3 separate regions of the Homo sapiens genome follow, and all the other regions are linked to region 2. A link is a loop called in an ENCODE intact Hi-C map of the cell type or tissue named here. Cell type or tissue: endothelial cell of umbilical vein. All regions are shown on one strand. Links, peaks and the distances in the headings refer to the core of each region. The heading gives the core; the rest is flanking DNA.

The links. A loop is a pair of places that touch in the nucleus more often than their neighbours do. Peaks named below come from ENCODE experiments on the same cell type or tissue, not always from the same donor. Only the 100,000 strongest peaks of a DNase experiment are listed, where the experiment ranks them.
Region 1: it touches region 2 in a loop (2.8-fold over the local background); 13 of 110 quality-filtered maps call a loop at or near these places.
Region 3: it touches region 2 in a loop (2.6-fold over the local background); 47 of 110 quality-filtered maps call a loop at or near these places.

The regions. Positions count from the first base shown.
Region 1 is chr14:90,612,262-90,620,261 of GRCh38, reverse strand. It overlaps TTC7B (tetratricopeptide repeat domain 7B), which reads left to right. Exons shown (of 20, transcript NM_001010854.2): 16 at 2,217-2,333. Among named protein-coding and RNA genes, the nearest start is that of TTC7B-AS1, 26 kb to the left of the region's middle. RefSeq lists a silencer at 3,063-3,357 and an enhancer at 4,704-5,225. In endothelial cell of umbilical vein, for the core only: no CTCF peak of the experiment used is centred there; DNase peaks (open chromatin) are centred at 3,191, 3,781, 4,371 and 7,261; H3K4me3 peaks cover 378 bases; H3K27ac peaks cover 4,502 bases.
Region 2 is chr14:90,376,907-90,387,691 of GRCh38, reverse strand. No RefSeq gene overlaps it. Among named protein-coding and RNA genes, the nearest start is that of CALM1, 15 kb to the left of the region's middle. RefSeq lists enhancers at 3,316-3,465, 4,006-4,225, 4,256-4,325, 3,837-4,363, 4,446-4,745 and 2 more. In endothelial cell of umbilical vein, for the core only: no CTCF peak of the experiment used is centred there; DNase peaks (open chromatin) are centred at 3,271, 3,431, 4,361 and 4,891; H3K4me3 peaks cover 1,960 bases; H3K27ac peaks cover 2,453 bases; H3K27me3 peaks cover 193 bases.
Region 3 is chr14:90,296,034-90,306,955 of GRCh38, reverse strand. NRDE2 (NRDE-2, necessary for RNA interference, domain containing) reads left to right here. Exons shown (of 14, transcript NM_017970.4): 5 at 2,574-3,021; 6 at 3,831-4,236; 7 at 5,584-5,717; 8 at 8,576-8,696. Among named protein-coding and RNA genes, the nearest start is that of NRDE2, 30 kb to the left of the region's middle. RefSeq lists a silencer at 3,857-4,151. In endothelial cell of umbilical vein, for the core only: a CTCF peak has its summit at 5,180 (motif pointing left); a DNase peak (open chromatin) is centred at 5,175.

The sequences.
Region 1 (8,000 bases), core at 1-8,000, 230 kb before region 2:
CCTATTCTCACATCTAGCCTCGCTCTTTATGCTCATCTGCTTGTAGATCAGAGACTACATTCCTCCCTTTACCTGGCCCTCGTCCCATCATTCCAGGCTTCTGCAAGCCCAGGCATGGGGAGGCTGCAGCCGTGGCCCCACTGGGAGCACCGCACCGCCCTGGACTTCCTATGTTCCATTTGGAGGGGTCGCTGGGGGCGCTTGGTGTGAACCCATCCTGAGCTTGGGCAGTGATGGGTTAGGACCACTTTCATTCCACCTCTCACACATGAAAAAGAGACTTTCCTCCTCTAAGGTACCTTTGAATGAGGACATCACATCATGCAGGGTGAAGGAATTCTCCTGGATGTCCAGCTGAAATCTCTAAAATGCCTTGCTTTATAGAAAAAGTAGTCAGTGAGTAAATGCTGATTTAAGGCCCATCAAACTCAGAGCACAATTCTTGGAACTGGAGGTGAGGCTACAGAGAGGCAGAGAGAGATGTCAGGGCTCTTGTCCTCAGGAAGAAAATCACATCCAGAAAACAACCAAAGGGCACCAGAGCTTCAGTTTCCATATCTGTTGAAGAGTGTTAGACACCACCTGCCTTGACAGCTTCTTCCAAGGACATTGACAGCGTGTGAAGTGCCAAACACAAGGCCTGGCACGTGGGATGCCTTCGGTCAGCAGGAGCTCCTCCCTCTCTTTTTCTTCTTTTTATTATTAACAACAAATGCCAGCTAATATGGCACATACTGAGTAGAGAAGATAAGGGGTTAAAACTTGAAGACTTACTTATTTAAGTGGGGTTTTGGCTGGGTTTGGGAAGAATTAAAGAAAGATGTGCATGAGTAGAAGTTGAAGTTGGGGACGTGGCATGTGTAGCCATAGAGTTGTGCCAGAAAAGTAGCATTTGGCCTATGAATTACATTGGCAGAAGTAAAGGGTCCAATCGGATGAGACAGTGAAAGAAGAGTGGCTAGTTGGTGGAGTGCCTTAAACGATGAGATACAGAATTTTGACTTATTATTACAGACAGTATAAGTAAGGGATCATTGTAGTTTCTCGAGGTGAGAACAAAAATGATTTTTGGGGGCTGGGAGCGGTGGCTCATGCCTATAATCCCAGCACTTTGGGAGGATCACGAGGTCAGGAGCTCAAGACCAGTCTAGCCAACATGGTGAAACCCCACCTCTACTAAAAATACAAAAATTAGCCGGACGTGGTGGCGGATGCCTGTAATCCCAGCTACTCAGGAGGCTGAGGCAGGAGAATCACTTGAACCTAGGAGGTAGAGGTTGCAGTGAGCCAAGACCGTGCCACTGCACTCTAGCCTGGGTGACAGAGCAAGACTCCGTCTTGGGGAAAAGAATGATTTTTGGAGATCTTTATAATAAGATGTGTGAGAGCGGGTAAGTCAGGGGACAGGAAGAACACCAGGAAGGAAGCTGGGCTCATACTGGGACTTTTACTAGGATAGTGGTGACAAGTCCAGGGGCCAGGAGAGCTGATGTCTACAGGTACCTAGGCTGATGTCGGCAGAGAAACATAAGTAGAATCTGGAAATGGCATTACCCTGTGGGGCCACGAAAGAGAGAACATTCTGAGCTTAGTGCCCAGAAGGTCTGGATGGAGGGTGGAGTAGTTGATGGTAACAAAAATACAGAAGAGAGACCTAGGTGATTGCGGAACGAGCCCTAGGCCCTCAGTAGCAGGAATGGGAAGACACAGGAGCTGAGGGCCTATGCCGGAGGCTGCCCTTCTTCATGGGACTTCCGTTCAGGCTTTCGAAGCTCACACGACGGTGAGCATCATTGTGGAGGGTTATCTGTAGATATTTATATCAACTGAGTCAAATCTCCTGTGTAATTCTGTAAATAAACCAAGGTTCGCTTTTAATGAGTTTTTGAGGTTTCACAAATAAATTGGTTTGGTTCTAAAAAGCATGCTTTTAATAAATTCCCTGTGTTCTGAATAAAATTGGCCACTCTAATGCTTTCAGCCTGACCACAAATAGTCACATCGTGCTTGCATTTGCGTTAGTGGTGAGACTTGTGCAAAGCAACACCTTGAGCCAGGAGTTCTGGAATCCCGCTTTCCTTGGACCACACATGTGGATGTTCCCTTTCTGAAATGAGTACAGCTGCTTCTGGGTCTAAGCCCACCACTTGTCTTGCTGGGATGGGGACTCTGTGGCTTGAGCCGTGGTGTTTTCTCCCTTTGTCTCCCCACTGCAGACTACTGTTTTCCAAAGTGAAGTTGCAGTCACTCTGCCGAGGCCCGGACGAGGCACTGCTGACTTGTAAGCACATGCTGCAGATATGGAAATCCTGCTACAACCTCACCAACCCCAGGTAAGAGGCCAGCAGGGCCTGCTTTGCGTGGCTTTTGCATGGGTCCCTGCCTATCAGTGCCTTCTCTGATTGGCATTTAGCAGGCATTAACTCTGTCACCCCTGTGCACCTCCAGGCCCCCACAAGTGGCAGATGATAGCAGTGGAGCTTCACACTCCATGTTTAAGGGGCTGTTTTCCCAGTGGCTGATGAAGCCTCCAGATCCTGGGTTTCTTTTGCTTTCACTGCCATAGTGACCCACTGGACTCAGTTCACAATGGATCTCTATCCAGTTTCTCTCTAACACCCGTTTACCTAACTCCTTTGACCAGTCTTATCTTTCTGGTAATTTATGTATAGACCAGTCATTTATGTGGTCCAGATGGGGTTCCTGCAGCAATATTTAAAAGACCTGCACAGACATCAGGCCGCATGCTACTAAGAAGAGAAGTGGCTATTGGCATAAAATATCACTGTGAAAAAGTTAAAATCATGATGCATACGACTATCAAACACATGTCAAAGATTTTATTTACCTTATTAACTAATGCAGGAACCAGGAAAATGTTAAGACCTATTCACAGAAGAGTTTGAAGAACAGATACTCATAGGCAGGAATGCTGAAATGATTTGCAAGTAGATACAAAAACAACATCCTATAAGATGATGAAAGATATCGTTTGGGGTTCTTTACTGCAGGGTGACATCAGTTGTCTCTCCCCCAAACAAAATTCACTTGCTTTATTATCAGTTTTCCGCGGGTTAATTTCTACCCCTACAGAGCTGTAAAGTAGCTCCGTCAATGGGAAGTGAGTCAACGGTGCCTGCCCTTTAGAGTCAGATAACCCGGGGAAGGTCTGCTGGTCAACCCCCAGCATTCCACGGACAGACACCCACCTATTTGCCCATTTCCAAGTCTTGCACAGTTTTCCCTTGCATATGTTTAGATTACTAAGTGAAGGAAGTCATTTAATGAGAAGGGATGTAATGATTCAAGTGAATTCACACAACTGCTCCAATACTCAGAGTATTTTTTACTTTCCTAGTAAGGTGTCTGGTCAGCTGATATCATGCTTTTAAGAGTCAGGGGCCTAAAAATATGTCACCTAAAATATAAATGAGTACGAAGGGTGAGGCGGGCAGTGGGCTGGTGGCCGTGGTCTGCAGAGACCAGCAGGGAGGGAGGGCTACGGAGGCAGCAGAACAGAGATGGGGTTCCCTGTGAGATTGTTTTACAAATGTTTCTGCAGTTAAAAAAAAATGTTCAAAGTCAGGGCCCTGTTAAGGGGATGGACCCCCTGGAAACTGATAGACAGACCCGTGACCCCAGGCCCTGCGGGCAGTGCACCTGGAAGGAAGAGAGCTCTGCCTGGAAAGCCATGAGCTGTCCAGCCCCTGCCCTGCCCACCGCCAGGCAGCCCCAGCCCCCACCTCCCCCCCAGCTGGAAGTCCCCTTCCCAAGCACAGGAACAGCGGCGCGGCGCTGTGCTGCTGGGCGCACCCGCCCTTCGCTTGGTGAAAGGTAATCATGAGACTGGCCTCTTCCCTTTTGTGGATATGTTCTCAAAATAAAGATCATTTTAATTTTTTTAAAATTCTACATTTCTAAGTCTGGAAGCAAAAATAGAAACTGTCCATATTTATCTCCCCTGAAAGCCCCCACTCCTGGCCTATGAAATCTTCAGGATTTGGGGGAGTCTGCCTCCGAACCAGCTAGCAGGAGATGCTGCCCAGGCAGGTTGCCTCGGCGCCGGAGCGCTTTCCTTTGCCTGTACCCCCTTTAGAAATGAAAAAATAAACCCATCAGCTTCGTGTTGCCAATTTCCCCTCAGTTCCCCACACCTCTCCCACCTCCCCACATTCCCTCCCACTTAGCAACCAAGAATATTGAATGTGAGGAGAAAAAAATAGCAGAATTGGAAAGCTTTTTAAAAATACTTAACCAAATGCCTGGGCTGTGTCCATACTTCCTCCATTTCCTGAAGGTTCCTTCAGGGCCAGAGTGGGGAGGACCCTGGCTCCAGGCAGTGTCTGGTGGGGACTGGCGGATGGGGTGGGCGGTAGAGGCCCCAGTGGTCACTCAGAATTCCCCCTCCGGCTCCCCGCAAAGCCTGGAGGGAGGAGTGGTGAATTGAGCAGCCCTTATTAAGGAGCATCCTGTCTGGTTTTTTAACTTGATTTTCTCTGGGATAGAAATAAATGTTTCTCCTGTAGCCCTTATCATTATGTAAATGTAGTCATCCCCGCCAGCCTGCTCGGTAAGAGGTGACCCTGGCAACAGCATAAAGCCTGAAGGAAGGGCTGTGTCTTTCAGGGGACAGCACACCTTGCAACACTCCCGAGTGGGGCCGCAGTGGCTCCAGCAGCCTAGAGGCTGGGATCAGGGCATACAGTGTTTTAGAGGAAGGTGGAACTACATGAACAAGCGCCTAAGAATCATGGCTTCTTTAAAATAAAATGAAAACTGAGCAGAAAGCATTTTGGCAGACAGCATTTGGCTTCTCCCCGGAGCTGGTCTGTGCTGACTTCCCGGCTTCCTTGCTTCTGAGCATGCTGGGTTGTAATGGGCCCCCTGCTCTATCTGCCAGTTTCCCAGTCTTCCCACCCCCTTCCAGATCCACCCCAGGCTCTGCACAGGCCTCCAGGGCAGTAAGATGAGGAAGACGTGGGCAGTAGCAGGGAGTGAGTGGCCAAATTGAGAATAGACCCTAGCTTCATATTCTCAGCAACCCGTTCCCTCTTCTCGATTTTTGCTTAAAGGGGGAAAAAAATTACACTGAGCTAGTCACTAAACTGAGCATTGGAAAACTTGCAAATAGTGTTCCACCTGCAGTTGGAGATGCGTCTCTTGCTGTGAGCAAAATGGTGGGTGGCATTCTCTTACATTTGGCGAGGTGTTTGTCATTTCAGAAGCCTGGATTCTATTTCTCTCGGTCTGCAGTTTTGCTTGCATTTAGGATAGAAATCTGTCTCATGCTTTGTCTTCTGTCACTGGGTGAAGTGTAAGGCTCCCTCAGTCCTTGTGCATATTGACCCAGCCACTCAAGACAGTGTGAATTCTGACCAGAATCTCACCAGAAGGTCCCAGCAGGCTCCCTGAACTGAATCTCACAGCATTTCAGCCAGGGATGGTAATAACCACGTTTATTGAAACTTCTCCATGCCAGCACTGTACTAGGCCACTGATGTGTTATCTTCAATCCCTACATTAGCCTTGCAAGATAGCTACCGTTACTTCCATTTTACAGAAAATAAAATTGAAGCTAAAAGTGGCTAAATAACTTGCCCAAGTTTTTCCAATTGAATATGTAGCAGAACAGTGATTCAGCCCCAGGCCTAACATCAATGCTCTCTCCACACTGGCATGCTGCCTCTCTTGAGCTGACAACCAGTTTCTTTTCATTTTTTATTGTTAACCAATTCTTTCCCCCTCTTGTCACTGCTACTAGACCCATCTCCATCATGTACCCATGAGGTGACATCTCCAGGTGATTCAAAGTCCTGTTTCAGTTACTTGCCAACAAACAGCATTTAAACACACACATACTCACATTCACATTTCTTTGCTCTAACCTCAGTTAGGAGTCAGAGATCCCATTTCATCCTTACAGTCACCAGCATTTGGGTGGAGCTTTTCTTTTTATAAAGCATGTCCTCATTCTATCTTTGAAGCAGCTCCATAAAATGGGCCAAGGTCGTGTGATCTCATACCCATTTTACTGATGAGACAACTGAGGCTCCGGGATATTGGGAGCTTACCTTGACTCTTATCATCCAGGCCTAAGAGACCTGGAGAAAAACAGAAGTTCCTCTCTCATCTGCCCCTGTTCTGGTTTCCTAGCCGAGGCCCTTCTTTTAGGTGCAATATTTACTGTGTGCCAGGCACTATTCCAGGAGCTGGGAAGAGGCTCAGCTGAGACAAGAGCTCCAGGGTTCTGACTCCAAGCCCGCCCCACCACCACCAAGCCTCTCGTGTTTAACCTCTGTGGAAGATAGAGGATTTCCAAGAGAGGCTTCTAATAGCCGGTATAACTTTAACTCTCATGACAATTCAGTGATAATAGGGAATAGAAGTCCCTGCATGTGCGCATCTACGCATGTGGGCATCTCCCGCTTACATACCATGGATCTGGGGTCCTTCCAGTTTCCTTTCGCTCTACTACAACACTCACCAGGAATGGTTTTCTCTCCCTTCCTGCCTCCCTCCTTGGGAAGTGCTCCTGGCAGCCTAAGGGCCCGGCAGAGAAGAGGTGAGGTGACTGGGCTATGAGGAGGAAATGGGTGGTTCACAGAAGTGCCTGAGCAGATGTGTCCCAGAGGGAGAGAGGAAGGTGACTTTCCAGCTTGCCTGAGAGACTGTCCAGAGTGAGCAAGTTAGGGAGACTCAGGGTTGCTCAAGGCCTCTCCTTGCCCCTTGTCCTGTATTCTAGGAGTCAAATGTAAATCTTGATTGGTAAAGACTCTATACCATGTAAATGAAGAACTAAAAATTGCTTCAAGCATCCAGTAAAATTCTCAATCGGTCACAAATACCTAATTATTTTTAATTTTTTTTTTTTGAGACAGTCTTGCTCTGTCGCCCAGGCTGGAGTGCCATGGCATGATCATAGCTCACTACAGTCTGTCTCCCAGGCTCAAGCCATCCTCTTGCCTCAGCCTCTCAGATAGCTGGGGTCACAGGTGCATGCCGCCAAGCCTGGCTAATTTTTTTATTTTAATAAAGATGAAGTCTTGCTATGTTGCCCAGGCTGATCTTGAACTCCTGAGCTCAAGCTATCCTCCTGCCTCAGCCTCCCAAAGTGCTGAGATGACAGGCATGAACCATTGTGCCCAGCCCTAATATTTTTAGAGAGAAAACATTGAATGTGGAAACAAAAGCATCTCTATGTTGAATAGTTGATTGTTGCGTACACACTGTTTTCCAAAGGAAGTAAGGCAGACACACTAAGGATGTAACTGAACGCTGTTTCCCAGCTGGTGGAGGGAACGTGGATCCTGTGCCATTGTCAGGGGGTGAGGTTCAAAATTCAGATGATGGTTTGTTTGGGGTTTCTAACATTTTAACTCAGCTTCCCCATACCTCCTACAATTGCACCAGAAGCCTAGGGATAAGTTGGCTATAGGAATTGGCTGGCCATATTAACCTCAGATGTGTGTTGTAGGTATGTGGTTTTATACACACCTGGCATGTACCTAGAAGTTGTAAGTCTTCAGAGTGCTCCATCTATGTGACCTTATGTCATCCTCACACAGTTCTGTGTAGGACAACAATCCTTATCTTCATCTGATCAGGGAAGTCAGTGAGGCACAGGGAAAGCTGTCTTGCCCAAAGTGACCTCCTCATTAGTGACAGCACCAAAACATGGTGAGATGAGAGGCCTGGAAGATGAGAATGTCTGAAACAAACCTCAGATTTGGACCACCAGAAACCCAGGCAAATCCTTCCTTTGCAATGCCGATACCTCATCGTGTGTCTTGGAATCCCCAAGGTGGTGAATAATATGTCATCGTTTCACTGTATTTTGAGATAAATCTTCTGAAAAACTCCTAAGTGGAGGGGCATTGCAATATTCAGATAATTTGTACTTAGTAGTATTTATGTGAAAAATGCTACCTGGACAGACCTGCGCCAGAAATATTCAGTGTTGTGATGAGTGAAAATTTGCATGTACTTTTATGTTGTCTTCT
Region 2 (10,785 bases), core at 1-8,000:
TTTATTAGCACTTTGCAACACCCTAAAAATACCTCAGAACTTTATGAAATAATTAGAATTGTGCAGCCACATTCCTTTTTATGCATCACTCATCTAAAAAAATAAGCTTCTCTGAGCTCTTCTGGGAATAAGAAAGGGAAATGCTGCTAGCCTAAAGAAGACAGAAGAAATTATGATACAGTTTCACAAGGGGAAAGTGTCAGCAATTTAAATGAAGGTCAAAGATTTAAGGCAAGCGGTTTAGATAAGGCCTAGCACAGAGAACAATTCAGAACAGCCAGTCCCTAAATGGATAACAAAGTCCAAAGCAAAGCCTCCCAAGATTTTCCACAGTCACTTGGAAGCCCTGTGAATGATAACATTCCTCTACTCCCCTTATTATGATTGTTCTTTGATTAAAATGTTTTCAAAGGTCAAAGGAAAGAGCAGTCTAAAAGCCTGCTCTTTCCCTAACTAGTCCCTTCTCGGGACTTAGTTTTCTTATCTGGAAAATGTAAAAGTTAGACCAGATGGACTTTCTCTGGTTCTTCCCAGATTTAGAATTTCATGATTCTAAATATTCTTGCTTGTGAATTTTGTGAGGAACTTGTGCGGAATTCCCTAGTAACCAGGAGACTCTTAGAGATGTGGATGTATATACATCTGAGGTCACAGTGGACTTGTCTCAAGAGTTACAACTTTTTAGAAGTGTTAAAAATCTGCCTGGCATGGCAGCTCACGCCTGTAATCACAGCCCTTTGGGAGGCCAAGACGGGTGGATCACTTGAGGCTAGGAGTTCGAGACCAGCCTGACCAACGTGGTGAAACTCCATCTCTACAAAAAATACAAAAATTAGCTAGGTGTGGTGGCACACGCCTGTAGTCCCAGCTACTCCAGAGGCTGAGGCACGAGAATCACTTGAACCCGGAAGGCAGAGATTGCAGTGAGCCAAGATCACGCCACTGCACTCCAGCCTGAGTGACAGAATGAGACTATCTCAAAAAAAAAAAAAAAAATGTTAAGAATCATTATAGAATTCTGACTTTGTCAAATGGTACTCATATAAAATACTTAGGACAGACTAGACCATGCCTACTCAGATTGACTGATCGATTGTGACATTTACTTCCAAAAATTGCCCCCACCAAAAAAAAAGGAAGGACAAAAAAGAAAAAAATCCAAGGCCGGGTAGAAGACATCATCTCTTTCCAAAGACCAGAAAAGCAACAATAGATCAGGAAAGTGAGCAATTTTGTTTGAGTGAGTCAGATAGGTTTTTTAAAAGTCATTTTCTTCTAAATCCTTGTATTCTTCAAAGAATGTAACAGAATACATACAAAGGAGAGCTTGGAGATAAGCCCTGATATTTAAGATCATTAGTGTTCCATAATGATATTTCTTTAATTTAAAAATAAAAAATGGAGACAACTCAACCAGAGGAAAAAAAAATTGTGTTGAAAAAAGAAACCGAACCTTCTACATTGTAGATACTCCATAAATATTGGTTGATTTCTTTTTTGAGACAGGGTCCTACTCTGTCACCCAGGCTGGAGTGCAGTGGTGCGATCATAGCTCACTGCAGCCTCAAACTCCTGGCCTTTGGTGATCCTGCCACCTTAGGCTCCCAATTAGCTGGGACCATAAGTGCGCACCACCACGCCCGGCTAATTTTTGTTATTTTTTGTAGAGACAGGGTCTCCCTATATTGCTCAAGCTGGTCTCGAACCCCTGGGCTCAAGTGATCTGCCCACCTTAGCCTCCCAAAGTGCTGGGATTACTGGTGTAAGCCACTGCATCCGGCCTTTGATTGATTTTCTTGGGACTCAAAGACCCTTTCAAATCCAGATTCTTCTACTATTGTCCTAATTACTGTTCATTCATTCCTTCAGTAAATCTTTATCTAGAAATGTAAGGGAAATTCACTAGGCACAGACAATATCATGATGAATCGAATAGGCCTTGTCCTTAAGGAGTTCACAATTTAGTGAGCTCATTTGCTGACGACTAAAAAGCAAGTTTTACATGTACTAGGATTGAAGTAATAAGCCTCAAGGAATATTTTGTGGCACACCAATTCACATTTAGATAAATGTAGTTCAGGCTTCCTGGTAAGCCTAACTTCTCTGTAAAACTGGGACCCTTTCCTCTGGAAGTATAATAAATATTGGGAAGACTGAATATAAAAATAAACATATAAGCAACTTGTACAATGTCAAGCATTATACACAGAAACAGATAAGCCTAAGTATAATGACATAATGAAGTTATGGTCCAATTTCTCCACAGTGGAATCATATACTAGAGCTGGAAGGGAATCTGGAAATTCTCTAATCCAATCCTCAAATTCTACATACTAGAAAACTGAGGTCCCAGTCAGGCGCGGTGGCTCACGCCTGTAATTCCAGCACTTTGGGAGGCTGAGGCGGGCGGATCACCTGAGGTTGGGAGTTCAAGACCAGCCTGACCAACATGGTGAAACATGCCTGTAATCCCAGGTACTTGGGAGGCTGAGGCAGGAGAATCGCTTGAACCTGGGAGGTGGAGGTGGAGTGAGCCGAGATCGCGCCACTGCACTCCAGCCTGGCGACAGAGCGAATCTCCGTCTCAAACAAACAAACAAAAAGAAAACTGAGGTCCCAAGAACACAGGAAAGGAACTTACTCAAGAATTCTCAATTTGTTATTGGCACAGTTAGATCTCTTTTTTCACATCAGGATCTGGCTTGCTACAAAGAAGTCACAGAACATGTTTCCTATACCATATAAATTGCAAAAGAAACATGTCGTATTGTTTTTGGGGCAGGTATTTTTACAGTGAAATGCTCATTTGGAAGTTCCAATATATTTGCTCACTTGGCAAACATCTTTGGGAATGACTACTAACCGCCTACAGAAAGAAAACCACAGCTTTTCTCCTTTTTGAAGAAGACTTTGAGTAAAAGTTTAAGAAGCAATAAACAGCAACTGACAAGTATAGCCTTAGATCAAAGAACCTTCACTTGACTACAGCGCAGACACCACTACTGGTTGTAAAACCTCAGGAAAAACCATTAGTAACACAATCTTAGAAACAGGATGTGAATATAGTTCAATCACAAAGATCAGACATCCAAGCCACCTTGTGCCAAAGTCACAGATAGATGTTTGGAGGTTACACGAAACAGCAGTTTTAAGAAATCCACACGATTTAATTTTCTTAGCTAGCCTCTTGGAACAGTGACAATAACCAAGTAATGTTTCTTCTCTACTTTTTCTGTAGGCCACTGACTGAAAATTCTGCTCAAAGAAAACAATTCTCTTCATTCCCAGGTCTGCCTTCCAGTTCCCCCAAATGCTTGAGCCATCTCACGACTACAGCTTCAGCTCTGGAAGACGCAGTGTTACTGTGTGTGGTAGAGAAACACAGGCTTGGGAGACAGCCAGCCTGGGTAGCTTCTATTCTGTGCTGTGCTACTAAATTGCTGTGCGACGTTAGGCGTGTCAATCGACCTTCTTGAGTGTCAGATTTTTCACGGCACTGAGGGCTGAGAGGTACCTTCTGGCACGACACAGACCATGGCAGCGGATGTGGCCCATGGGAGAGGTTATCTCCCCGGTCCTTCGCCTCTACCTAGGAGGGCCTTCCCCACAGAAGCAATAAGGGGCTTAAGGGAAAGGAGGCCAGGAGCTTCCCCTCGGTTTACCCGGCCAGCGAGGGCCAAGCAGCGGCTCTCGGCTCCTAGAGCGCTGCGCGCTCCCAGGCGGGCTCCTGGCCGCGTTCACTCCGCAGCCTCTGCAGCTCCAACGCAGCTGAAAACCCGAGCCCAGCGGGCCCCTCCTGCCGCAGGGGATAAGGAAACCTTAGGAAGGAAATGGAAACGGGCCCTTGTAGAAACAAAGTGCCCATGAGGGTGCTTCTCGGGTGGCCGGGCCCTGAGTTCCAAAACAGGAAGGGTCGGCTCGGTGGCAGTTCGAGTGCGGGTTTCGAGCTCAGGGGCGTTTATCTCATTTCTGCGGCGCCAACTGTTTTCACAAAACGCGAAGGACGAACGGCAAAGAGCAAGGGGACAGGCGAGGCTAGTTCAGGTGGCCCTATGGAGGGCCACGGGCCGCAGCACGGGTATTTGGTATTATTTTTCAGTCAAGTTTCTGTCTCGGGGGAACCACCGCCCGTCAAGCGGAGAGGAAGAGCAAGCCGCACGCCCAAGCCTTTGGAGCGCTCGCGGGCGGGGCGAGGCAAGGGCGAGGGCACTATATCTCCCAGCGGAGGAGCACACGGCGGTGTCGTCACACACGCACCGGAACGCGGTCTGTAGCCGGTTGCTTAGTTGGCGCTGCTGAGGCTTCTTTCCTCGTTCAGTTTGACAAGGACGCTCTGATAGGCCGGCGCGACCCTGCAGTGGTTGGCCGAAAAGAGCCGCGCCGTCTGATTGGTCGCGCTGCACCTGCAATGCGTCAAGCCGCGAAGGGCGTGGAGGGCTCCGCGTGAATGGTCGTGGCCGGCAGGGTAGCCTGCGGCCTTCGGAGTGAGCGGCTCCGCCTATGGCCGCCATCTTTACTAGTGGCAGCGCGGACAGCCCCGGACGGAAGGGGTCTTGGCGGCGCTCTTTGGCCAGTAGAAATAGGCTCTGCGCCCGAGTTTTGTTTGGGGTTTCCTTTTCCTCTACGGCGGGTCGTTTTGTTTTTCCCAGGTCCTAGGGATGTGGTGGGGGTAGAAAGCGAGGCCCCGGGGCTCGGGGCAGAGCTCAGGGTCTGAGGAAGGGTTTAACTACCGTTGTAATGAAACCGCTTGATTTGCGTTCTGTGGGCTCGGGCAGTGGGGTGCGATTTGATTCCATTTCTCCCAGCAGAAATGAGATTTGCTGCCTGGGCATCTTGCTGGAGCCGGAGAGCCGTTCTGGAAAACTCTCCCGAATACGTCATGGTTGTTGCTCACGCTGTGCGCGGTCCCGTCGGCACAGAATGCGTTTTTGCTTTTGAGAGCTGTAAATCAAACAGCCGCGCTGGAAACTATTTCTCAGCTCCAGAGGCGGTCGCCTGCAGAGGCAAAACTCAGCTTGCCTGACAGACGTGCCACGAGACGTTGGCTGAAAATTATTTTGATCATACCAACTAACTTGTCTTTTTTAGGCAAATGTTGTTTGTGTGCGCATCCGGTTTTCATTCGTCTCTGATGTCCAACCCCGCAAAAAAAGAGTGGGGGAGGGGGAGGAAAGGAAAAAACCTCTTACTGTATCAAAAGTGGTCGTTGTTTAGGACTCACCCTCCCTTCAGTGGATATGGGTGAAAAATTAAAGACATGTTCCGTGGATGAATTAGAGATCGGGGAAATGGAAAAGGTCGTGGTTGTCTCAGTTTAGCGGGTGGGGATATCTTTTGTTGGTTTATTTGAACTGCGTAGGTGCAAATTCGGTGGATTGTGGATATCCAAAGGTGAATTCTGGATATCCAAAGGTGAATTCTGGAGCTGCTTGGGTGTGGGTGTTGCCATGGCGACAGGAGGAGGTAGCTGGTGAATTGCAGGGTCAATAAACCTGGCAGGGCCAGGCCCCTTAAGTGTATGGAGCATTAGTAGTACGTTACTACCGTGGTTTATCTATCCTGGCTTTCACCATTCCATCCCCGGCCAAGATTCCTGGATCGATCAATGCAGGCACACTCGGGCATGTTGATTTTCTGTATTGATTAATACAGGTATACTCACTACCGTGTGTAGATTTTCTGATTAGATGCTGCATCTGGGAGCATAGTTTTTGTACCATTTGCCATACATTTTGATTTGCAGATTATTGCTGTTCTTGCTTAATCTTACTGGTTTTGGACATTTATGTATTGGCTTTTTTGCCTTTTCCCTTAGGTCAGCCGACACCTTACCTTAGGGTACCTTGTGCTTAAAATTAACACTTCATATTATTGTAAATCAGTGTAATGTCAAAGCACTGAGTTCCTGGGCATGGCAATAGAAAGAAACTTGCAGCTTTGCATAATCTCCGTGTAGCAACAGCCACTCTTGTCTCTGTACAGAGCACACAGTGTCTCAGTGTTCTTTGACAGCTGCAGTGCTAGGAGCCGGCCACTTTGCTTGCTGGGTGAGGTAAAGCGGAGTAATAAATCTTGCAGAGACTCGGTTTCTGTGATATGAAGAGAATCCAAGCTACCTCATGGAGTTCTTGTGAGGATTGCATGATATGTGAATGTGCCAGAACTGTATAAATTGTAGAACTGTTGACATAATGATATGCAGTTACTAATGGATTTGTTGAGTCTGACCTTATGAGAGGAAGATTTTCCTTCAGGATTTTCCATCTCATGGGAAGAACAGATGGACAAAACTCAGATCTAAAAGAAACCTTAAATAGCATAGTTTTGTAATGTAGATAGTATTATTATAGCCTTATTAGCATACAGTGCCAGATTTGAGGGGCGCTTAGGATGATGAGCTCATCGTAGTTTGCTTGGATTTTCCTGGTTTTAGCATTGAATGTGTCCTGGAAAACCCCTCTGTCCCAGGCAAACCAGGACAGTTGGTCACCCCTGGACTCTTTTCAATGCTGAGAGATGGGAGGAGGAACAGAATGAGAAATGCAGATTCCTACTGTATAGAGATGATTCAGGTTCCCTGCAGCTGAAGGCGACTGGACATAAGAAATCAGATGTCCTCTTATGAAATAAGGGTGGGCTGCCACCTGAAACTCGACACATCCAAAGTCAAACTGAGAACTTTTTCCATTTTTACTACTCTTCCTTCCCTCAGTCCCCACACATTGTTGGGTTTTTTTTTTTAATTTTTTTTTATTTTTAATGTTTTAAAGTTTTCCTATTTAATTGTAGTCTTTGTTTCTGGTAAAGACATTACCAGACTTTTAGGCCCTTAGAGTGAAGAAATTATTTTTTATGCCATGGATCCCTTTGCCAATTTGATGAAGTCCGGTGCCGTTGGTGTGTTGCCTGTATTCGTAATTGAAGGCATGCTACATTTAACTTAGAGGTTAATGAAAATAAAGATGTTCTATTTTTCTGTCCAAGTTTATGGACCCCTCCTAAGTTCTCTCCGTAGACTCCAGGTTGAGAACACCTGCTTCCTCTCCATCACCCCCCATTGAAGTTCTCTTTCCACTCTGTCTCCTTTCACATCTTGCCTCTTTGCATTCTCACTGCCACCACTGTAGTTCAAGATACCGTCACTGTCTTCCTGACTATTGTGAAAGTCTCTAACTATTGGTCTTTGCCTTAGTCCATTCCTGATACTGTAACAAAATACCACAGGCTGGGTAATTTATAAACAACAGAAATTTATTTCTCACAGCTGTGGAGGCTGGGAAGTTGAAGATCAAGGCACTGGTATATTTGGTGTCTGGTGAGGGCTTGGTCTCTGCTTCCAGGATGGCACCTTGCTGCAGCATCCTCACGTGGCAGAAGGCAGACGGGTGAAAGGGGATAAATGCTGTGTTCTCACGTGAGTGAAGAGCTGGAAGGGCCAAGCAGCTCTCTGATGCCTCTCTTATAGGGCCATTAGTCCCACTCACGAAGGTGGAGCCTTTATGACTTAATCACTTCCCCAAAAGCCCTAGTTCCTAATACCATCACCTTGGGGTTTAAGTTCTAACATATGAATTTTGGAAGGACACATACATGCAAACTAATGGTCTCATCCCTAGTTCCATTGTATGCCCAGCTGATAGTCATTTTCCTAAAACATACATCTTACTATGTCATTTCCCTGCTCAAAAGCCTCAGTAGCTTCCCATGGCCTCAAAATTGAGTCCAAATGCATTTAGGAGCTCCTTCAGGGCCCTCCATAATCTGCCTTTTCAGTCCTAACAACCTGCCACCGAAATTTTAGTCATACAAATTGTTCTTCAGTTGTGCATTTCTCTCTCCACCTTTATTCATGTCGCTCCCTTGGCCTAGATTGCCGATTTCCATCTTTTCTGCCCAACACAGTTCTAATATCCTTAAAGGTTTACTTCAAATGTGAAGGCAACTGAAATAAACTCTTCCTCCACTGGGCTCCCTCAGCACTTTATTTCACTGTCTTCTGTTACCACGTTCTACTTTCATAATGGGTATTTGTACCAATTGTGAGTGTGACCCTGGGCCATGAGTATGTAAAAATGTAACAAACGTGAACCTTGGTTTTTAAAGGACTTATATTTTAGGTTGGGAGATAATGTGAACCTAAATAACACTTTTTCAAGATAGGAGAAAATAACAAGTATTTCAGGAGTCCAGAGAGAGTTTGCTCTGCTAGAGGGATCAGAGCCTTGTGGGGGAAGGTGGCATCTTCAGCACCCCATATGGATGTACATAGAGAAGGCATTCCACACACACAACACCAGGAAAAAAGTCAAAGAGGCTGAAAGAGCAGGGTGTGTTGGGGAAGGGGAAGAAGTTTAGTCTGTTATTAACGAGCATCATGAACGACCAAGCTGGTATCAAGTTTGTTAAGGCCAGATAGGGAATGGCTACACATTCCAGGCAAGAAGATAAGACTATCCTGTATGCATGGAATCCACTGAAGAGTTTTGAAAAGAAACTGACAAAACTCAAAGGTGATTTAAGAATATCAAATGTGTTAGCAAGCAATGAGTTGAAAAAGGGGGAAAAAATAAAAGAATACCAAATATGGCCAGGTGCCACAGCTCACGCCTGTCTGTAATGCCAGTACTTTGGGAGGTGGAGGTGGGTGGATTGCTTGAGCCCATGGGTTTGGGACTAGCCTTGGCAACATGTCAAAACCCCTTCTCTACAAAAAATACCCCTCCCAAAAAAAAGAAAAAGAAAAGAAAAATTAGCTGAGCGTGGTGGCGCATGCCTGTGGACCCAGCTACACAGGAAGCTAAGGCAAGAGGCTCACTTAAGCCTGGTAGGTCGAGGCTGCAGTGACCTGTGATCATGCCACTACATTCCAGCCTGCGTGACAGAGCAAGACCCTGTCTCAAAATAAAATAAAATAAAATAAAAAGCCAAATGTGTTAGCAAAGTGCAAGGTGAATTTTTTCTTTTCTTTTTTTTTTTTTTTTTTTTTTTGAGACAGAGTCACGCTCTGTCGCCCAGGCTGGAGTGGTGCGGTCTCAGCTCATTGCAACCTCTGCCTCCCAGGTTCAAGCGATTTTTGTGCCTCAGCCTTCCCAGTAGCTGGGATTACAGGTGTGCATTACCACACCCAGCTAATTTTTCGTATTTTTGGTAGAGACAAGATTTCAACACATTGACCAGGCTGGTCTCTAACTCCTGGCCTCAAGTTGATCCACCGGCCTAGACCTCCCAAAGCGCTGGTATTACAGGCATGAGCCACCACGCCCAGCCACGTGGTGAATTTTACAAAGGACTATAGATAGGGAGACTAGTGAAGGCAGTAATAAGAATAATAGCAAATACTTATTGAGCACTTACAGTATGCCATCCAATATTTTTACTTGCAGTATCTCATTTATTGCTCACAAAAACCTTGTTATTTACTCCTTTTCACAAATAAGGAACTTTAGGCTTACAAAGGATAAATAACTTGTCCAGGTTCATCCAGAGCTGGAAGTTGAACTCATTTTCTGGTTTGTAGTACTCAGCCCCTAAGTTAATTATGATCTGAAAGTGGTTGCAGTGGGTTTAGGGAAGGAGAAGATGTAAGAAATGATAACTTTTGTAAGTGATAGTATTTTTGTTTTGCTTGTTTTTTTAGAGACAGGGTCTGACTGTCGCACGGGCTGGAGTGCAGTGGCATGATCATAGCTACTGCAGCCACAAACTCCTGGGCTCAAGCTATCCTTCCACCTCAGCCTCCTGAGTAGCTAGTACTATAGGCATTAGCCACTATGCCCGGCTAATTATTTTAATTTTTTAATTTTAATTATTATTAAAATTTTTGATTTTAATTATTTTGTAGAGATAGTGTCTCACTATGTTTCCCAGGTTGGTCTGGAACTCCTGGGCTCAAGCAGTCCTCCCGCCTCGGCCACCCAAAATGCTGGGATTTCAGGCATGAGCCACTATGCCTGGTAATATTTTTGTACTCTATATTTGAGGTGAAGAATGAAAAAACAACAAATATCACCATAGTTGGACTAAATTCCTGGGCTTTTTTCCCCCAGTAATGGCCTCATCACATATTTCCTAGATACTTTTCTATAGTAAAAAAATAAGATACCAGTAAGCAAAATATGTTGCTGCAGATATGCCTCACTTTAAGAAAAGTCATAATAGCAAAATGGGGAAAGAGTTTAGATACCAGTTGGATTTGGCCTTCTGCTGGAACTTCTTAGAAGCCTCACAGAAGGAAGTGGCAGCACCACTGGCTTGGAGGTGTACTTTTATGCTTTCAAATATTCCCACTGGGGACATTTCCCAAATATAAACTGGAATTTTTCAAGGCATTTGCCTCTGGGTAAAGATCTTTCTTGGGCTAATACCTGTTTCAAAATCTATAATGGGACCAGGTGCGGGGTGGCTTATGCCTGTAATCCCAGCACTTTGGGAGGCCAAGGCGAGTGGATCATCTGAGGTCAGGAGTTCAAGACCACCCTGGCCAACATGGCGAAATCCCATCTCTACTAAAAATACAAAAAAATAACTGGGCGTGGTGGCACATGCCTGTAGTCCCAGCTACTTGGGAGGCTGAAGCAGGAGGATCACTTGAATGCAGGAGGCGGAGGTTGCAGTGAGCCAAGATTGCTCCACTGCACTCCGGCCTAGGCAACAGAACGAGACTCCGTCTCCAAAAATAAAAATAAAAACAAATAAAAATCTGTAATGATTTCAGGGCACTGGAGGAGTGATTTCCTTATCCTCTGGTCAAGTCAGCAAACTGCCCCCAACCCCCCAACACAAAAG
Region 3 (10,922 bases), core at 1,256-9,255, 82 kb after region 2:
CTGTATATTTTTTGTGAGACTAATGAGGAATCAATACTATTAAAAGAGGATAAAGGAGAACAAAACTAGCTTTTTAACTTAAAGTTTGTTCCTTAGGGAATGGCAGCCTTGTTTAGAACTACATTAGTGCTATTTTTTTTTTTTTTGAGACCAAGTCTCACTCTGTTGCCCAGGCTGGAGAGCAGTGGCTTGAGCCCGGCTCACTGCAACCTCTGCCTCCTGGGTTCAAGTGATTCTCCTGCCTCAGCCTCCCAAGTAGCTGGGATTACAGTCGTGTGCCACCACGCCCAGCTAATTTTGTATAGTTAGTAGAGACGGGGTTTCACCATGTTAGCCAGACCGATCTCAAACTCCCGACCTCTGGTGATCCACCCGCCTCAGCCTCCCAAAGTGCTGGGATTACAGGCATAAGCCACCACACCCGGCCTACATTAGTGCTATTTTATCTCATCACACCTTTGTTAAGGTTGTTTTTGACTCATAAATGGAATGGCAAGAGACTGTCATGAGATAGTCTGAAAGAATTGGGAGGGAGGCTAGATAAAAGGTTTGAGAGAGAATATTTATGTCTGTGTGAGAAAATAGTCCCCTACAGTGGAATTTGCTGTGTTTGGTCAGTGAGGAGGGCAGAGGCACTTAGAGAGGGGACCTGTTGACCGCAGAGAAGCCACAGAGGTGAGGGAGAGAGCCCGGCCCTGAACCAAGGTGAAGTGGAGCGGAGCTTCCTGGGAGCTGACAGAAGATGAAGGCAGTTCTCCCCTGCCTTTTTCTCCCCACGGCATTTCCGGTTTTATTAGGAAAAAATTTTAATATACAGCAAAAGTTGAAAGATTTTTACAGTGAATGCTCGTATAACTGCCCCCTACATCTACCATTAACTTTGTATCCATTAAGTTTGTATTGTACTTGTTTTGTCATATGTGTCCATCCATCAGCCCATCCTATTTTTTTGATGCATTTCAAAGTAAACTGCAGATCAATAAACAACCCCCTAAATACTTCAGCATGTGTATTATTAACTAGAGGTCAATATTTATTTAGTTTTATTCCTTTAATTGAAAATTTACATGCAATGTAATGCACAAAGCTTCATTCTCACCCGAACCTCTGTTAAAATGTGAAATATTACTCTGACCGCCAGAAGTTTCCTCGTGCTCTTTTCTGGTAAGTCTGTACCCCATTCTCCCAGAGGCAATCACCGTTCTTACTTGTTTCCACCCTCAATTCGTTTTTACCTGTTCTAAAATGCATGTAAGTGGAATTATACAGTGTGTACTCTTTTGTATCTGGCTTCTGGCTTCTTTCACTCAGTGTAATGTTTTTGAGATCATCCGTCCATAAGGCACTTACCAGTAGCTCCTTTTTACTGCTGGTAGTATTCCATTGTATGGCTGTACCTCTGTTTACTTATCCATCTTCTATTGATGGACACGTGGACTCTTTCAGTGTTTGGCTGTTAGGAATAAAGCTGCCGAGAGCATTTGTGCTCATGTCTTTGTGTAGACATGTGCTTTCCTTTTTCTTGGGTAAATATGTAGGAATAGAATTGCTGGGTCATAGGTTAGGTCTGTGTTGAATTTTTTAAGAAACAGCCAGATCTTTTCCCAAAGTGATTATACCAGTTTACATTCCCGCTGACAGCGGATGAGAGTCCTGGTTACTCCACAGGTTACTCACCAACATTTGGTGTTGTCAGCCTTTTAAATATTAACACTGTTCTAGTTGGTGTGTGGGGTACCTCATTGTGGTTTTAATTTGCATGTCCTTGTTGACTAAGGATGTTGAGTTGTTTTTTTTTTTATGTGCTTATTGGCTATTCATGTCTTCTTTTGTGGAATTTCAGTTCAGATCTTTTGCCCGTTTTTAAAATTGAATTGTTTGCTAACATACATACAGAAAAATGTACAATTTTCCTTAGCTTTTGCCTGTGCAAATATTCAGTAGTCATGTGTTTGTTAACTCTGGGGACGCCTACATGTTCCATAAAAGCGTTTTAGAACCCAACCTCTTTTCCTCTAGAGTAGAAAATAACCAAATGTAATTTCATTTGACATACTTTGTTTCAGGATTAAAAAAAGAATCTTAGGCCTATATGTTATCTTCTTAAGTAGGGACACAGGAAAATATTGAGAAAACAGGACTGGTCTAGGAAACAGATGATCCAGGTTCCCAGGCCTCAGTGTCCTTATTTAGGAACAGTTAAGAGAAGGGATGATAATTTTTGCCTTGCCTGTCACATATGGCTGTGATGATCAAATGACATAATGTGTGTGACAGTTCTTTACAAGGCTCCAGGAAAATAGAAATTACTAAGATCTAGAAGACAGGCATGATCTTAAATTCATGAGATGTTAAAGAAGAGTTGAAGTGTTATAGGAAGAAGTCAAGCCAGGCAGAAAGAAAGTTAATTACTAGTCCTTGTGTATCTCCAAATAGAAACAATCTGAAGGTGAGGTGAATTTGGTTATATGCAGTGAACCTGCATAACGAGAGTTTAGGTCTAATGCGCCTTTAGTCATTCAGAGGTAGTACACGTATTCCCTCAGTAACTTTTTTTCTTTTTCTAATATCAGATACAAGAGGAAAGGAGACTCCTGCCTTGGCATTAACCCTAAGAAGCAGTGCATATCTTGGGAAGGGACTTCCACAGAGAAGAAGCATTCACGCAAGCAGGTTGAACGCTATTTTACTAAGAAGAGTGTGGGATTAATGAACATCGATGGAGTTGCCATTAGCAGTAAAACTGAACCTCCCTCATCTGAGCCCATCTCCTTTATACCAGTGAAGGACTTGGAAGATGCGGCTCCTGTTACAACCTGGTTGAATCCTCTGGGGATTTATGATCAGTCAACCACACATTGGCTACAAGGACAGGGTCCTCCAGAGCAGGAATCAAAGCAGCCAGACGCACAGCCAGACAGCGAGAGTGCGGCTCTCAAGGCCAAGGTGGAGGAGTTTAACAGGAGGGTGCGGGAGAATCCTCGGGATACGCAGCTGTGGATGGCATTTGTTGCTTTTCAGGTATGTGTTGCCATCCCAATTCTCTTACCTTAGAAGGACATTCCTGATTTTGGGCAAACTGATGGACTGTGCAGCAATTTTTGAGCAAATGAGGAAATTTGACACTGGGCATACAAAGATTATTAGAATAGAGCCTTTGCCCTGAGCTCGCTCAAAGTCCAATGAGGAAAATGGACATGCGAAGAATAAGTGCACCCTGGGGTAGTAAATGCTGTAATGTATAACTTGGGAGTGGAGTGAGGGAATGGCTTGTGTTGAGGGAGGAGAAAGAGCTACCAAGGAGAAGGTGAAGTTCAACACAATCTTGAAAGAAGAGATGTTCACCAGGTAGGGAGAGGCATTCCTGAAGTACAAACAGAACAGGCAGAGCTCACGGAATTGTGAAAGAGAGAGGGCTGTTCAGTGTATTACCCAGTTAGAGCCATGCATTCTCTTTCGAAAACTTGTAGGTTTGTCTGAATCCCTAATTTTGAACCACTCATACAATTACCATATTTTGTGCCACATTTGGCCCTTTTATTGGTAAGGTCTGCTCTTCAGAAAAGACTTTCAAGGCATTGTATGCTAGTCATTGATGCAGAAATCAAAGCTTAAAATGGCAGAGAGTGGATAATTAAGTGATAAATACAAGATCAAACATATCAGGTGACACAAGCACTTTAGGATCCAGGTTTTCTTTAAAAGAAATAGTGGCAAACTGGTGGTTTAAGAAAGTCCCTAGGGGGTGGTAAGAAAATCAGTAAGCATTGTTGAAACTCAGGATCTCCCAGGTCCATTTGCATTTGTAAATTGGTGTTTTTGTTGTTGAGGACGAGGTCATGAAAAGTCCTGGCCTGTATGCCATCGAGGAAGGAGAGCAGGAAAAGCGAAAGAGGTCCCTGAAGCTCATTCTGGAGAAGAAGCTGGCCATTCTGGAGCGGGCCATTGAGAGCAACCAGAGCAGTGTGGATCTGAAACTGGCCAAGCTGAAGCTCTGCACAGAGTTCTGGGAGCCCTCCACTCTGGTCAAAGAGTGGCAGAAACTGATATTTTTGCATCCCAATAATACAGCCCTTTGGCAGAAATACCTTTTATTTTGCCAGAGCCAGTTTAGTACCTTTTCGATATCAAAAATTCACAGTCTTTATGGAAAATGCTTGAGCACTTTGTCTGCTGTTAAGGACGGCAGCATCTTATCTCACCCTGCGTTGCCTGGCACGGAAGAGGCCATGTTTGGTAAGGAGATAACCAGATCCAGTTACGTGGGAGGAGTTAGACTTTCTTTTGGCTTTACTTGAAAATGAAGATCTATTTTTGATTTATTCTAGAAAAAGTCTAAATTGTTTGATAGAACTGATTTTTTTAAAAAAGTATTACGACTCTTTTTGATAACAAATTTGCCCCCAGCTCCCAGGGCAGGTGGGGGCAATAGGGCCAGTAGAGTTAAGATATCACTGGACAAGGTTCTGCTGATTAGCCAAGTAAACATAGGCAAGTCTCTTAACTGCTTTGGCAGTCGGTGGCCTTATCTGTCGAGATGCATGTACCTGTCTCACCCAATTGTAGGGTCCCAGGCAGTAATGTCCGTGAGATGCCCTGACTGGGAACCACTGCATAAATAGAAGTTTTGGGTATTATTATGCTGTTAACATTTTTGGTGTGTCCTGAAGGAACCTGGAACATTAATTTTGACAGTAATGAGATGTTGGAGGCTGCATGTTATGCAGAGCCAGAGAGTATCACTTTTGACCTTGAATCCTGAAGGGTTTGCCCTTCACTGGCTCTCTTGTGTCCTTGGGCAGGTCCTCTTTGAGCCCCAGTTTCTCCATCAGCAACAATACTATAAACCTGCTTTACAGGACTGTGTTGCACAGTAAACGAGATAATCCATGGCGAGTCTAGCTCAGTGTCCGGCACAGAGCAGGCATTTATTTGATCACAACCCCTGTTATTGAGTATTAATTACTGTTGGCATCTAAAGATAGAAATACATTGCTCTCAAAATATAAGCATTTATCACACTGACACAGAGTCTTGAATTTGTCACTGTATGTGATCTACACAAATAGCTTAGTGTTATTTAGTAGCTGGAATTGTACCAAAAGTAAGATGAACTGGAATGTTCAGACATGGAACCTTGATTTGTTTACAGCCGACTCTGAACATAGGATGAAAGTTGCTGGTGAGTAATGCCATCTAGTGATCAACTGAATACAGCTCTTTGCTTTCTGATAAAAATCTGCTACGCCATCCTTTTTCTATAATTTTTCTTGTGATAATGAGCTGTGATTATTTGATAGCATTCAGACCAACCTCTTGACTTATTTTTATGTACTATATATAGTTTTTGTTGTTAATATTTGTGTTCTGTGATGCTTTCATACAAAAATTAGAACAAACATACTTGGATTATAATACTGTGTGAGACGCTTTAAATCAAGACATGTATCACAGCTTTGTAAATTAATAGTGATTGCAGGTGAAAGGTGTTCTCAATGTGTTAATTGCCTGTTTTGAGAAGTTAGGTTCTTTCCCTTTAACGGTATCAACCAGGCTTCTTCCCCTTTGCCCTCCTGTTCGCAGCACTCTTTCTTCAGCAGTGCCACTTTCTGCGGCAGGCTGGCCACTCTGAGAAGGCCATCTCATTGTTCCAGGCCATGGTGGACTTCACCTTCTTCAAACCCGACAGCGTGAAAGATCTGCCTACCAAAGGACAGGTACCCAGCTCTGCTCGCCTCATCTCTCTCTTCCTGGCTCTTTCTCTGGAGGGAGAGGGGGAAGGTGTGGATAATGAGAGGTGGTGTGGATAATGAGAGGTGGTGTGGTAGTGTTTTTAAAATATCATATCCTCCTTTATATCAGTCTGCTGAGGAGGAATTCTCAGAAATAGTCCAGTGATCTGAGGAAAGTTTTGTAATGAAAATGGTGAGATGTGGATAGGTAAAGAAGCTTCCCCCTCCTTCACAACATAAAGGCTCTCTGAGGACTCACCCTCCCACCCTGCCTGCCTGCCTGCCTGCCTGTGTTCCTCCTTTCCTTTTCCTTTCCCTGCCCCCTTCCCCTCCCCTTCCTCCTCCCCTCCCCTCCTCCCCCCCATCCCCTTTCTGCCTTTGTTTAAATGCTGATTGGCTCCCCTAGTCAGGGAAACAGTTGTCATGCCATTTTAAACCTTGTATTACTCTCTTCCACCCTTACACATTCTAGTTTGGGTCTTGCATCACTTCCTCAGTTAACCTTCTAAGTACCCACAATCTTCGCTAGAGTTGCAAATGAAATTACACAGAGATACCTTGTCAACAGTGATCCTTATTGGGGAAGGGTTAATCCTTTAGATGACAAGCGAGCATTGCCAATGTTTGAGATAAATGAAGATAAGTGAAGAAATAAAGAATTTTTATAGAGCTATGTATATAAGAAAATGTATCTTTTCCCTTTTTCCACTAAATAAAACTCAGTTTTCTACTCTGTAAAGATGTCTAGTGGAAGATAAATAGAATATATGAGTTTATGGTGAACATTCAAAAGTGTTTCTTGAGAGGCCAAGGCCTCCGTCATGTGGGAGTTTCATGAATTGCCAGTAAAGACCATTTTTATCATGATGCTACCTCTAGAAAAAATTGGATTAAAGAATTATACCAGTTAAATTGCTATAATCAATCATTAATAAACCATATAACAGAGTAATTTTAAGACATGCTGTGAGATTTTAAGAATAGGCTGTACTACAGAAGTGATTCTCAGCTGACTCTAAGGAACCTTGTGGGTCAGGATCAGAATTTCTCTCACCCCCTCCCCCTGCCCCTTTCCTAAGACCCTCTGTGATAAGAACAGAGTGATGGGTGGAGGGTTCTGCCTACAAATGTGACCCATCGAAGACCACTGCTCTAAAGTGTTGGGAGACCCCGATCCTCGTGCTTGAGGTTTTAAACACGAATAGCACATGTGATTCCAAAGCATTTACATGACAACTTTGGAATAAAGTTTCTTATTTACTAATATTCCATATTGCTTTTATAACTGAGAGACGTTGTTACCGTGAACACAGTAGCGTGATTTAACACAGGCAGGTCTGATATTACTGGTCTGCGTTTCTGTGGAATAAACAAATAGATTATACTCATTTATCACACTATTTAAAAAAAATTTTTTTTCTTAAGTAAACTTTCTTTCTTCACTCTTACAAGAGCCAGACCTCTAAAGAGGGAGCGTAGTCGTCCTGGTTCCCCTTTCTGAGGATGACTGACGTGTCAGGACGTTTGCCCTGCCCTGACGTGACTCTCCTGGAGGCAATACTCCTCCAGGCGTGTGTGGCATTGCCCAGGGCTCAGGCTAGATAATCCTGTGGCTCATGGCCCATGCTGTGCCCACTGGAAGCCTGCTTGTCCTCTTCAAAAGGTTTCTTACAAAAGCTTTCACTGAGTAGGTTATTGGCTCACTTTCACAGTCCTGTTTCCAGTTGATAACATGATCACGTTTCTGTTCATTGCTGTGTTCACATTCTGTTCCATAGGGAAAGATTTATTGCCAGTGAGCTGCTTACCACACACCTAATGCTCGAATGAATGAGGGAGGTGCTAATGGGGCCAGGCTTTAAAATGCAGACCTTTAGGCTGGGCGCGGTGGTTTAGGCTTGTAATCCCAGCACTTTGGGAGGCTAAGGTGGGCAGAGCACCTGAGGTCAGGAGTTGGAGACCAGCCTGACCAACGTGGAGAAACCCTGTTTCTACTAAAAAAACACAAAATTAGCTGGGTGTGGTGGCTCATGCCTGTAATCCCAGCTACTCGGGAGGCTGAGGTAGGAGAATTGCTTGAGCCCGGGGAGGTGGAGGTTGCAGTGAGCCAAGATCACACCACTGCACTCCAGCCTGGGCAACAAGAGCGAGACTCTGTCTCAAAAATAAAAATAAAAAATGCAGACCTTTTTACTCCCTGGTCGCCTGCCTTGTTCAGATCTGTGCCAACAAGCGTTTATTGAGTCCCTGCTAGGCAGTAAGTATTGTGCCAGGTGTTAGGAATATATAGTTACTTAAGATATGGTTGTGTCACGTAGCTCATGGTCTGTCTTGTTGGAACCTTCCTCTCAAAATATCTTGAAAGCGGCATGACTTTAGGAATTAGCTCGGGGGTCCAGTGATACTAGGTGAACTGGCAGTGCCACTGTCCCTGGTTAGACTGGCCTGGCAGGATAAGAACTAGGAAACTACTCCCTTCCTACCCATCTGGAGACCCTTCTTGCTGAACCTCAGCTGGTCTTTTTGTAACCTAATCCCGGGAGTGACCCCCCATCACTTTTGCCATATTTTGTGTGTTGGAATCACTAGGTCCAGCTCACATGCGAGTGTGAAAACCACAAGGCAGAGGTAGGGTCATGGGGGCTATCTTGGAAGCTGCCTGCCACGCTAGATAGATCTTTTTTCTATCTTGGGGTGTGTAGCATGTATCTACTTCAAAGACTGATGGCAAACATGATTTCAAGGATCATAAGCTTCTCTTATATCCACCAGCGCGGATTTTGCCCACTGACTCAGCAGTTTTATACAAGTGAGGTCTAACGTCCATTCTAAAATCTGAACAGGTGGAATTCTTTGAACCCTTTTGGGACAGTGGAGAGCCCCGGGCTGGGGAGAAGGGAGCCCGAGGCTGGAAGGCGTGGATGCACCAGCAGGAACGAGGTGGCTGGGTGGTCATCAACCCAGGTAAGTCACCTCTCATTGAAGACGTGTACTTCTGTTTCTTCTGGAATTTGTTTTTACATCCTCATGATTATTTATCTGCTTAAGCTATTTATCAGTAGCTTCAGAATATTGCACAAACATCAAAATGTCAAAAATGTTAAGTAGATGTCATGGGTTCCCCTTAGAAGTTTTAAAGCAGTGGACTTATTCCTTCAGTACATAATGCTTTGAGGATTTGAAAGTTTCTGTAATTTCCCTTTTTCCTTTTATAGGCTGCAACTGAAGAAGGAATCTTGTTAATAACTGCCCCAATCCTCATTCTTTTTTTTTTTTTTTTTTTGAGACAGAATCTCGCTCTGTCACCCAGGCTGGAGTGCAGTGGCAGGATCTCAGCTCACTGCAACCTCTGCCTCCTGGGTTCAAGCAATTCTCATGCGTCAGGCTCCTGAGTAGCTGGGATTACAGGCTTCTGCCACCATGCCCAGCTAATTTTTGTATTTTTGGTAGAGATAGGGTCGCCATGTTGGCCAGGCTGGTCTCTCTGGTCTCAAACACCTGACCTCCAGCGATCTGCCTGCCTCAGCCTCCCAAAGTGCTGGGATTACAGGTGTGAGCCACCACGCCCGACCCCATTCTTTTTTAGTGTGTATTTCAGACAGTCTTTTTGTTATCCTGTCAGTGTACAGACCAACAGATACTTTGAAAAATACCTTTTTAGGACTATTATAAAGTAATTATTACCTAGCATTTACATAACTGTCACTCTAAATGACCCCCAAATACTTTCCAGATTTATACTCTAATACAGAGCTGCCCAATAGAAATATAATGTGAGCCTCTTGTGTAATTTCAAATTTTCTAGTGGCCACATTAAAAAAGTAAAAAGGAACAGATGATGTTAATTTTGATAGTGTATTTTACTTAATCTAGTATATCAAAACATTTCAGTATGTAATTAGTATTTTAAAATTATTAACCAGAGATTCAGATGCCAATTGCATGCTTTAAAAAGAAAAAAAATTATTAACTAGGTATTTTGCATTCTTTTTTTAGTACTCTTTGAAATCTGGTGTGTATTTTACACTTTTAGCAAATCTCAGTTCAGACTAGCTACTTTTCTTTTTTTTCTTTTTTTTTTTTTTGAGACAGAGTCTTGGTCTGTTGCCCAGGCTGGAGTGTAGTGGCTCGATCTTGGCTCACTGCAACCTCCGCCTCCCAGGTTCAAGGGATTCTTGTGCCTCAGCCTCCCAAGTAGCTGGGATTACAGGTATGCACCACCACGCCCTCCTAATTTTGTATTTTTAGTAGAGACAAGGTTTCACTGTATTGGTCCAGGCTGGTCTGGAACCTCTGACCTCAAGTAATCCGCCCACCTCTACCTCCCAAAGTGCTGGGATTTCCGATGTGAGCCACCGCACCCAGCCCAGACTAGCTACTTTTCAAGTGCTTGATAGCCACATATTAATGGTGACGTATTGGACAGCACAACTCTAAGACATTCAGGAACTGCTTCACTCCCCGAAAGGCAGTTCCAGCATAGAGAGAGATCTGCCAGGCAGATGATGATTTCGTTGAAAGTTCTATAGGGAAAGAGTGATGGACAAGGACTCAGGAGATTGACTCCTTGCCTAGGCTCAGTGAGCCTCTTCTCACAGGTGTGACCTTTCTTTGTTTATTCATTTGCACCATGAAAACTTTGGATTAGGTATTGTCTTGCACGACAGTTCAGAGCTCCGGGCCAGGGAGCATCTCTATTACCACTAAGAAGCGAGAGGGGCCCTTCAGGTGTTTTGGGGTAACTCTCCTCTGGGCAGTGCTGTCAGGCAGTGATCATGCCTCACTTGGGGCTGTCAGAGTCTCAGCTGTTTAGATTTCCCTGGAGTGTTCTTTTCCAAAAAGAATGAGAACTATTCATCAGGCTGACCAGTGGTTTTATGTATGAAGAAAAACAGCCTGCATGAAACGGAAGTAGGTATTGCACTCAGCCACTGAGTCTGCAAGACCGCATAAGCAAAGGCCAAAAAAACAGAAGTCTGATTAGTAACTCTCCTCTCTGAGTGACTGACTTAGCATGGGTCTGTGTTTTTAGGCTTAGTTTTTTTGTTTTTTGGTTTTGTTTGGTTTTTGTTAGAGAGCGAGCCCATTACAATGCATAGTATCTGTTACACGGTTTGCTGTGTTCTGCATTTCTGTGACAATAAAGTTTTCATAGCAGTGTCCACAGACTAATTTTACTTCTGATAAGTT